Linked DNA regions of Homo sapiens: region 2 is linked to region 1. The links are chromatin contacts, found by Hi-C or POLR2A ChIA-PET in ENCODE. All regions are on one chromosome and are shown on one strand. Each heading gives the region's core, a stretch centred on a gene start or an enhancer-like site at or near the end of the contact. The rest is flanking DNA. Distances are from core to core; before and after follow the strand shown. Region 1 has its middle 11 kb from the start of MIR3925. Region 2 has its middle 38 kb from the start of RAB44.

What was found. Hi-C counts contacts between places; a loop is a spot of excess contacts on that map. ChIA-PET counts read pairs that join two places held with the same protein, here RNA polymerase II (POLR2A). Pooled maps may share reads with other maps.
Region 2: a loop to region 1 is called in a pooled map of adrenal gland, with 2.2 times the contacts of the local background. The contact joins two enhancer-like sites. A Hi-C loop is called at or near these places in 38 of 168 maps with a recorded cell type or tissue (A673, B cell, Caco-2 and 30 more), 25 of 37 single-sample maps with no recorded cell type and 31 of 50 pooled maps. POLR2A ChIA-PET finds 5 or more read pairs at or near these places in 4 of 52 experiments (AG04450, CD8-positive, alpha-beta memory T cell, H1 and 1 more).

Annotation. Positions count from the first base shown.
Region 1 is chr6:36,631,207-36,636,307 of GRCh38, forward strand. No RefSeq gene overlaps it. Among named protein-coding and RNA genes, the nearest start is that of MIR3925, 11 kb to the left of the region's middle. RefSeq lists a silencer at 2,252-2,452. Within about 2 kb of position 2,930, at least 12 of the 41 ENCODE cell types and tissues checked have a DNase peak (open chromatin) inside an H3K27ac peak, as active enhancers do; they include ascending aorta, pancreas and sigmoid colon, where a contact is called at or near this core.
Region 2 is chr6:36,733,204-36,738,304 of GRCh38, forward strand. It overlaps the pseudogene GPR166P. Among named protein-coding and RNA genes, the nearest start is that of RAB44, 38 kb to the left of the region's middle. RefSeq lists an enhancer at 2,057-2,558. Within about 2 kb of position 2,707, at least 26 of the 41 ENCODE cell types and tissues checked have a DNase peak (open chromatin) inside an H3K27ac peak, as active enhancers do; they include ascending aorta, pancreas and sigmoid colon, where a contact is called at or near this core.

The DNA.
Region 1 (5,101 bases), core at 1,680-4,179:
TTAAGTCAAACCCACTTGTCCCCCTGTCCCCACTGGCAGTGTGGGGGCCCCTCACTTCTCATGTCCTTACAGCCAAGGGCTCTCAGCTCTTTCCAACTCAGGCCCTGTGAGGACATTCCTCTGGAATACCTCTTTTAAAAAATACAGAGCATTAATATTAACTAGCTGTATACTAGCAGACGTGCAATATGTGTCTGCAAGTTGAACTGAAAGGGTGTGAAACCAAGTGGACGAGCTCCTGACCTGAGAAGAACAGTTGTCTCCTTGCTGCCCTCCTGGCTTGGCTGGGGGGTGCAGCTACTGCCCATCTTCCCTCCCTGGAGCCAGGTGGACGGAGGGGCATGGGTGGGCAGATGGAAAGGGAGATGAAGGGTCGCAGGGATGGCAACTGTGTGGTGCGGGCCTGTGGAGGGAATCTTTGATTGGACAGCTTTGATCCCTTCCGCCACATTCCCTTTCCTGGCAGAAATACGGCTGGGGTGGGGGGTGGGCTGGGAGTGTGACAACGCCCCCATCTCTTCCCCTTAGATGTCTGAAGAGCCAACCTGCCACTCCTGCATTCCAGGCATGTCAAGTTGGCATTCCAAATGCTAGGGGTGGCAGGGAGGCATGTGAGCAGCTGGAGGGGGGGCATCGGAACCCGCTTCACAAGCATGTGCAACTGCTACTTCAGTGTCTCTAGAGAGCAGAGAACCCTACACGATGTCTGCAGGACGGGGCTGTTCCCGCCTCACCCCTGTCTTATCAAACCCCCTTACTGGGCTTTCCAGCTTTCCAAACACTTTCTTTTTTTTGAGACGGGGTCTCGCTGTCGCCCAGGCTGGAGTGCAGTGGCACGATCTCGGCTCACTGCAGGCTCCGCCCCCCGGGGTTCAGCCATTCTCCTGCCTCAGCTTCCCAAGTAGCTGGGACTACAGGCGCCTGCCACCTTGCTCGGCTAATTTTTTGTATTTTTAGTAGAGATGGGGTTTCACTGTGTTAGCCAGGGTGGTCTCAATCTCCTGACCTCGTGATCCGCGCGCCTTGGCCTCCCAAAGTGCTGGGATTACAGGCGTGAGCCACCGCGCCCGGCCGCTTTCCAAACACTTTCACATCTGGGAACGGCTTTGATCCTTTCACAGCCTGTGAGGAGGGCTGAGCCACAGGATATTATTATCCCATTTTACAGATGAGGAAGCTGAGGCTCTGATTAAAACGATAGTTCAAAGTCACATGCTATAACTCAAGACTTCTGCAGCCTCTCCTACTAATAATCACATCATGGTGAAAACACATTCCCTGAACGTGATTACACGCTGGGCACCGTATGAGGCTCTTTGTCCAAGTTATGCCCTTCAGTCCTCCCAAAACCCTCCCGGGTGGAGAGTCAACTGCATCTGACAGAGCTGGGATTTGAACCTGGGCTGTTGGACTCCATACCCAGGTGATCTCAAAGTATAGTCCCCAGACCGGGAACATCAGCTGGGAACTTTTGAGAAATGCACATTCTCAGGCCCCACCCTAGACCTGCTAAGAAACTTGGGGCGAGGCTGTACAGCCCCTGGTTTAATATGCCCTCCGGCTGATTCTGATACACTCTCAAATTTGAGAATTGCCATCCAAATACATTCTTTAGTTAGGTGGATTTCAATCTTTTTTTTTTTTTTTGAGATGGAGTCTCGTTCTGTCACCAGGCTGGAGTGCAGTGGCGAAATCTCAGCTCACTGCAACCTCTGCCTCCCGGGTTCAAGTGATTCTCCTGCCTCAGCCTCCCGAGTAGCTGGAACTACAGACGCCTACCACCACACCAGGCTAATTTTTGTATTTTTAGTAGAGACAGGGTTTCAACATGTTGGCCAGGATGGTCTTGATCTGTTGACCTCGTGATCCGCCTGCCTTGGCTTCCCAAAGTGCTGGGATTACAGGCGTGAGCCACCATGCCTGGCCGTTTTTCAATCTTGGGTTTTTTTTTTTTTTTTTGAGACAGTCTCACTCTCACCCAGGCTGGAGTGCAGTGGCGCAATCTAGGCTCACTGCAACCTCTGCCTCCCAGGTTCAAGTGATTCTCCTGCCTCAGCCTCCCAAATAGCTGGGATTACAGGCGCCCACCATCACACCCAATTAATTTTTGTATTTTCAGTAGAGACAGGGTTTCACCATGTTGGCCAGCCTGGTCTCGAACGTCTGACCTCAGGCGATCCACCCCCCTTGGCCTCCCAAAGTGCTAGGATTACAGGCGCAGGCCACCGCGCCCGGCCAAATTTCAATCTTGACTACACAGTGGAATCACCTGGGGAGCTTTAGTGACATAATGACCAGTGCTGTCCAGGACGAGAATCTCTGGGGTGAGGCCCAGGCAGCAGTATTTTTAGAAGCTCTCCAGATGAATGTAATGAGCATGTCACTCCATTGACATGCACTCAGGACAATAACCACTGAAGGCTCCCTGTTTGACCAGAATGTTCTAGAGGAGCAGAATGGGACAGCCTGATTCATTTGGCTATTCCTCAGTCCTGGTGGGAATGAGAGAAGACTTGGAGTCCAGAAAGGAGAGACTCTGAGGCCCTTCTTCTTCTTCTTCTTCTTTTTTTTTTTTTTTGAGACAGAGTCTCGCTCTGTTTCCCAGGCTGGAGTGCAATGGTGTGATCATGGCTCACTACAGCCTTGACCTCCTGGGGCTCAAGTGATCCTCCTGTCTCAGCCTCCTGAGTAGCTGGGACTAAAGGCACATGCCACTACGCCTGGCTAGTTTTTTTATTTTGTAGATATGGGGGATCTTGCTTTATTTCCCAGTTTGGTCTTGAACTCCTGGGCTCGAGTGGTCCTCCCGCTTCAGCCTCCTAAAGTGATAGGGTTACAGGCATGAGCCACTGCACTTGGCCTTAGCCCCTACTTCTTGAGAGGCCTCCGTGAGGGACCAGGAAGCCTGCAGCCGTGATGAGGCCCAGAGACCGTGGCCGTTTGTTTTGGCATTTGCCCAGCAGGCAGTTCTGTGTGGAGCTGTGGCTCTTTTGTTTGTGTGGTTTAACTGTTGGCCCAGTTTTTCCAGTGCTGATTAGATATCCCTGTGAGCAGCACATCCATTTCTAGTCCACAGGATTCCTGAAAAAGGGGCCGAAACCGTTGTTTCTCTTAGCCATGAGGCAAGTCAGAGGTACAGGGGGCCTGGCTCCTGCCTCTGTAACACTCCGAACCTCGAGTTTGAGGATTCAGTGAGTCTATCAGTCAGGGTCCAGTCAGGATACACAAACCACACCAGTGTTTTGTTTGTTTGTTTGTTTGTTTGCTTGTTTTTGAGACAAGATCTTGCTCTGTTGCCCAGGCTGGAGTGCAGTGGCACAATCTGGGCTCACTGCAGCCTCAACTTCCTGGGCTCAAGCCATCCTCCCACCTCTGCCTCCCAAGTAGCTGGGACCACAGGCATGCGCCTGCGAACATGATTACATGCCGGGCACCGTAAGAGGCTAATTTTTGTTTTTCTTGTAGAGACGGCGTTTCACCATGTTGCCCAGGCTGGTCTCAAACTCCTGGGCTCAAGGGATCGGCCTGCCTTGGCCTCCCAAAGTGCTGGGATTATAGGCGTAAGCCACCGTGCCCCGGCCTACACCAGTTATTTTAACAGTGAGAATCTAACATGCAGAATTGTTAATTAGGTACTGAAAAACTGAAAAGGCAAAAAGAGAACGCTGAAGCATTATGGAAGTCACAACCACAAGAAGGAGCCAGGGCTTCCCTCGGGCTGGAGGAACAAAGGGAAACAGTGAGAACTGTTGTGCACATGTACCCTAGAACTTAAAGTATTAAAAAAAAAAACAACAAAACTTAGAAGCTTGCGGGAGTGCCCGTGGTGCTGAAGCTCAGTCTTTGGGGATGGGTTGCCTACTGGTGGTGCTGGTGTCTCTGAGGGGGAGCCAGGGGGCTGGTTCTGTGAGTACTGGAAAAAACACAAACCAGAATCAACTGCTGCTCCTTGAGTGAATTGCTGCTGTCAGATGGAAAAAAACGTTTCTAGGGTAGCGGCATGTCGGGGCAGTTGGGTTTCCGGTTAATTCCTCCCTGTTCTTAGGGTCTATCCCTCTTCACCTGCAGGCTCACACTCCCCTCTCAGTATTCTTTTTTCCAGGAACAACCCCATACTTTGCTGGCTCAATCAATAATGTGCTTTGCTGAACACCTATTAGGCTGCACCCGCCCTGGGGTCTGGGTGCCACAGATATAGATATGGTAACAGCATCCACATTCATTGGCAAACGTAGTGCCCGACCCTGCTCTAAGCATGTCATATGCATTAATACATTAACTATTACCCTCATTTTACAGATGGGGAGCCTGAGGCACAGAGACGTTTAGCAGCTTGCCCAAGGCTATTCTTTAGCTAGTAATTGGCAGAGCCTGACTATGAACCCAGGCAGAGTGGCTCCACGACCTACATTCTTCATGAAGCCCCCTCACTGCCTCAAGTCCTGGAAAGGCAGAACTGTACACAGCTGACCACAGCACAGGGTGGAGAATGCCACCGGGAATGGGTGGGAGGCCTCACAGAAGTGGTAGTTCATTCATGCATTCATTCAATAAGTCTTTTTTAGTTTTTTGAGACGGAGTCTCATTCTGTTGCCCAGGCTGGAGTGCAGTGCTGCGATCATGGCTCACTGCAACCTCCGCCTCCCAAGTTCAAGCAACTCTCCTTCCTCAGCCTCCCTAGTAGCTGGGATTACAGGCGCCCACCACCACGCCTGGCTAATTTTTTTATTTTTAGTGGAGTCAGGGTTTCACTATGTTGGCCAGGCTGGTCTCAAACTCCTGGCCTCAGGTGGTCCGCCTGCCTCGGCCTTGGATGGCGGGGGGCTGGGGGCATCTTTCACCCCAAGTACGCAGGTCTGGGACTATAGGCATGAGCCCCCATGCCCGGCTTCATTCAATAGGTCTTTAGACTGGGGTGTGATGGTCAACAAAAGCAGACATTCTGCCTGCTCTCAGGAAGTTCCTAGTGGAGACACAGATATTACTCAAATTTTCATATCCAAAAAAAGCAAGCTCCAACCAACAGGTTCTTGCTGTGAAAATTGTAATCACGGGAGTTTGTTGTAAACATAGGAATGAGAGAGCCTGCTTCCCGAAGGAA
Region 2 (5,101 bases), core at 1,457-3,956, 100 kb after region 1:
TTTTGAGACAGGATCTCTCTCTGTTGCGCAGGCTGGAGTACATTGGCATGATCGCCACTCACAACAGCCTCAACTGTCTGGGCTCAAGTGATTCCCCCACCTCAGCCTCCCAAGTAGCTGGGACCATGGGCACATGCCACCACATCCGGCTAATTTTTTAGCTATTTGCAAACACAAGGTCTTGCAATGTTGCTTAGGCTGGTCTCAAACTCCTGGGCTCAAGTGATCCTCCCAATGTGCTGGGATGACAGGCGTGAGCCACCGCCCCCAGCCTGGGTTTGGTATTTTGTAATCCTTCAGGTACTGGGGAATTTCCTGGCTGAATCAATGGAAACCCCAGTTTCATAGGGGGACAAGCAAAGACAGTTCAAGGAACAGAGTTACAGAGAGAGAGAACGAAGGAGAAAGAGGGAGCAACAGAGGGCTGTTGCATCACACAGTCTTAGGCCCTGGCCCCAACCCCTCTTCTCAGTTCTGAAAGGAACGTCTCAGCAGCAGTGAGCCTTCCATCACCAGAGGCGCACAAGAAGACAGGTAATGCTTGGCAAAGGTGAGGTAGAGAAGATCCCAGCATCTGAAGCTGCCAAAGTTGGATTAGATTCCCTTAATGGACCCCATTCAACCTCCAGACTCCATGTGGATGATTCCCATGGTCCAGCTGATTCTTTGTGTGTTTTTGTTTTGTTTTGTTTTGTTTTGTTTTTTTGAGACGGAGTCTCACTCAGTCGCTAGGCTGGAGCACAGGGGCGCAATCTCGGCTCACTGCAACCTCCACCTCCCGGGTTCACGCCATTCTCCTGCCTCAGCCTCCCAAGTAGCTGGGCCTACAGGCGCCCGCCACCTCACCCAGCTAATTTTTTGTATTTTTAGTAGAGACGGGGTTTCACCATGTTGGTCAGGATGGTCTCGATCTCTTGACCTCATAATCCACCCGCCTCGGCCTCCCAGAGTGCTGGGATTACAGGCATGAGCCACCGCGCCCGGCCCTCCAGCTGATTCTTTTACTGGGCCCTTCACTGATCCTTTTTACCCCAATGTCTTCTCCCATCTCAGGTCCCCTCCCGCAGCCCACAAGCCTGCCCCTGAACTGAGCAGTTTCTCAGTGTGCTCAGAGAGAGAGAGAGAGAGAGAGAGAGAGAGAGAGAGAGAGAGAGAGAGAGAGAGAGAGAGAGGGGTGTGGGCTGCAGTGAGTGATGCTGGCCCTGGATAAGGATGGGAAACAGGTCCTATAGTTGCTAATGGCTCTTTCTCTGGGGCCCAGGGACCTGGCAGGCACCAACATCTCTGTCCTGTAGGCCAGGGAATTAATGAGGCAGGTAGGCAGGGTGTGATTCCTGGGAGAGGCAGTAGAGCAGACAGCCCCTGTCGTTTGGGGGCCCGGTACGGGAGTGGCCCCCAGGCCTCCCCGTCTCAGCTCAGCTCTGTTGTGGCCTCAGGCAACTCAGGTTCGCAGGAGGTGGAGTTCTGGGAGGAACTCCACACTGCCCAGCACCCTCTTTTGGCTTTCTTGGGCCGGATCCACCTGCTGGGCAGGGCACAGCTGTGCAAGGACCACCAGCCTTTCCTGCTGTCAAAGGGCTCACAAGCCAGGGAACAGGACCCAGGAACCTCAGAGCAGCACAAAGTAGGCAACGACAGCAGCAGGAGAAACTTGAGGTAGACTTCAGAGTGAACTTCCAGGCAAGTGGTGAGTTCTTGGGGCATGTCAGCCAAGGAGGCTCTGATTTAGGCTTAGCCAGAGTCTGATTAAGAAAAGGAGGGTGGGACTGGGCTGATGGGACTCAGGCTGTGGAGTGAGAAGGGAGGGCATGGGGAGAGAAGGAAGGCTGGGCAGGAGCTCTAAGAGAAGAGGGCTTTTGGGAGCTGAGGGTGAGCAGGGGCAGAATGACATCCCTCCTTTACCCAGTGCCTACCGTATGCCAGGCACTGTTCTGAGCACCTAGCTCGTGTTAATTCATTTAGCCCTCACACCATCAGGCGTGCTCCCCCATCTTACGGAAAAGGAAAGTACTGCATAGGGAGGCTGAGTAACTTCCCCGTAGTCACGTAGCAAGTAAGTGCTGGAGCCAGTGTTAAACGCAAACGCCGATACCCATAGACTTAACTCTGAAGTTATGCAACTGCTTACAGGAAGATGCGGATGCTTCGGGGAAGGAGGGGCCAGGTCCCTGAAGCCTCGTATTGCTCCCTGCCAATTCCTCTCCAGTAATAGTCCATGTCATTGGTGGGTGTGGACCAGGAAAAAGAGACGAAAAGGCAGTGATAAATGCCAGGAAAGTGGCTGGATGACAGCCTTCATCCAGGACAGGTCCTTCATTTCCCCTCCTCCTGCCGTCTCTGAAGCTGGTGGGACCCGGGAAGGTGGCCGACATCAGAATTCACAGAGGCCCCCTCTCCAGTCTCCCCTCAGCTGCCCTCAGGCACGTTGCTGCCCTGGGGCCCCAGAGACGAAGCCAAGTTCCCCAGGCTGGGGCTCTGCAGGAGGGACTCAGAGACTCCTTCAAACCTGGCTTTGAGCCCGCAGGAGAAGAGTGTCTCCAGCCCCCACCCCGGTGTGGTAGAAAAGGGGAGGGCAACTCCAGTAAGGACTCCTCTGCTATGTCTTGTTTGCTGCTGGATTCCGGGAACCTGGTCCAGAGCAAATGCTCAGGAAATATGTACTGAGTTAGCAGGCAAGCCTCCAGCTAAAGCTCCCGGGCCCTGGCCTGGCCTGCAGGGCGGCCAATGGTGACATCAGCCACTGGGCTGGCTCTAGGATGTCTACATCCCATCTTGTAGCCAGAGTCCTCCCAATCGGGGACTCCCCCTGCCCTTGACATGTGGGACAGAGTGGGGGTGAGAAGAAAGGTCTGACCACTGGGTGCAGACTCCCCCACTCTGCCAGGGGCCTGCACAGCATAACCTAGAGGGCAATGATTCCCAGGCTGGTCTGCCCTTAGAATTATTTGGGATCTTTCAAAAATGCTAAAGCCCAGACCAACTATGTCATGTCTCTGGGGGTGGGACCCAGGCTTCTGTATTTGTGAAACTCCTCAGGTGATCCCAAAGTGCAGAGAAGCTTGGGAACCACTGGAAGGGGCTTCACACCTTCTCAAAGCCCTTTCAGACCCACTTTTCCATTTGAACCTCAAATTAAACCTGCTTGTTTCACAGGGCAGGGTTTTTGTTTTGTCAAAAAATAGATACATATGTGTGTGTGTATGTATGCACATATATATTTATCAGATTATGAAAACAATGTGTACTCCCTGCAGAAATTTTAGAAATAAATTTTAAAGAAGAAAATGAAAATTACCCTAGTCTTACCACTTATGATAGTTACTATTGACATCTGTTTTATTTTATTTCCTTGCTTTCTTACAGCTGAGGAAACTGAGGTAGAGAAACATTAAGTAACTCTCCCAGGGGCCAGGTGCGGTGGCGCCTGTAATCCCAGCACTTTGGGAGGCCGAGGCATGAGAATCGCTTGAACCTAGGAGGCGGAGGTTGCAGTGAGTCAAGATCTCACTCCAGCCTGGGTGATAGAGTGAGATTCTGTTTCTAAAAAAATAAATAAATAAATAAATCCCAGGGTACTGGAGCTAGCAAGCAGCAGAGGCAGGATTTGAACCCAGGGTACTAATGGAGTCCATCCCATGGGGTTGTCATGAGGTCTGCAGGGGCTAATGTGTGCCAAGGACAGGCCTTATCTGGGCCCACTACATGCAGGGGGTCTGTGAAAAAAGGAGGCTTAGCAGGAATGGGGAAGGCGGCCTTTGGGGCTGGCTGGTTTCTACTTTGTCCTTGTGTGTTTGAAACAGAATGGAGCCCAATGCTACGTTCACCACGCAGCTCACGGCCACACCTGAGCGACTGCTCCGACTCATCTCTGCTGGGGTCTGTGGCCTCATCCTGCTGGTGGGGCTGTCAGCTAATGGGCTCATGCTGCTGGTGGTGGGCCGGGGCCCGGGCTCCCCCCACCCGCTCCACTCCCTGACCCACAGCCTCATGATGAACATCACGCCATCTGACCTGCTCTTCCTGGCCTGCGTGGTGCCTGTGCTGCTGCTGAGCTTCCTGCAGCACAACTGGTGGCTGGGCCCTGCCATCTGCACCATTAGCCAGGCCACCAACACAGCCACCACGTTCTGCATCTTCTATAGCATGGTGGCCACAGCTCTCCTGCGCCATGTGGCTGTGGCCCGGCCTGACCTGGCCTTCCCAGCCGGCTGGGGCACCCTCTTGCTGCTCTGTGGGGCCATGTGGGCCCTGGGCCTTACAGAATCCCTGCCCAACTGGCTGTTCCAGAGGGTGGCAGTGGAGGAGGAGACAGCGGGGGCTCCCAAGACCCAGGCCTGCCTCTTGCTCCTGAGCCCTGCTGGGACCTCCTGCTACATCAGCCTGCTGGGAGCCCTGGCCTTCCTGCCATGCACGCTGGGGCTGGGCTGCTCTTTCAGCCACGTGGGCTGGCTCCTGTGGACCCAGCCCCAAGGTCCCATGGGAGAGAGCATCCAGGAGCATTAAGAGAACATAGGGCTCAGCCTTGTGGTGCTGGTGGTTTTTGTGCTGATGTGGGGGCCCTGCTCCATGCTGGGTTATGTGGCAGCCATGGGCTACCTGCCTGCCACACCGGCTGCTTTTGTGGCCTCCAGCCTCTGCACCATCCTGGCCTACTCCAATTGCGCTGTCAGCCCTATCCTCTGCTTCTACCTCTCCCGCCCCTTCCAGGCAGGACTCAGGGACCTCTTCTGCAGGCCGATGATGGCCAGGCATCCCAGAGGTGTGGGAGTGGCAGCCTCAGTGGTGGCGACTGTCCAGCCTGGCCGTGACAGGGCCTCAGGAGGCCTGTGGGGCCTGGCGGGGGTCTAAGAGTATAGGCTGATGGATGCGCTGAGATTCAAGGGAGATGGGAAGACCCTTAGGGACCTGACAGCCCATCCCCTCTATTTTACCAGTGGAGAGACTGAGACCCAGAGGGCAGATGGCCCAAACAAGGTCACAAAGCAACTAAATGGCTCAGCTAGAGCTCACATCTCTAGGTAACCAGATGGATCCTCCCACTCCACTTTCAGGCTCAGATCTCTGTAGGCTCCACTGCTCTCTAATTGTGTGATCTTGAGCC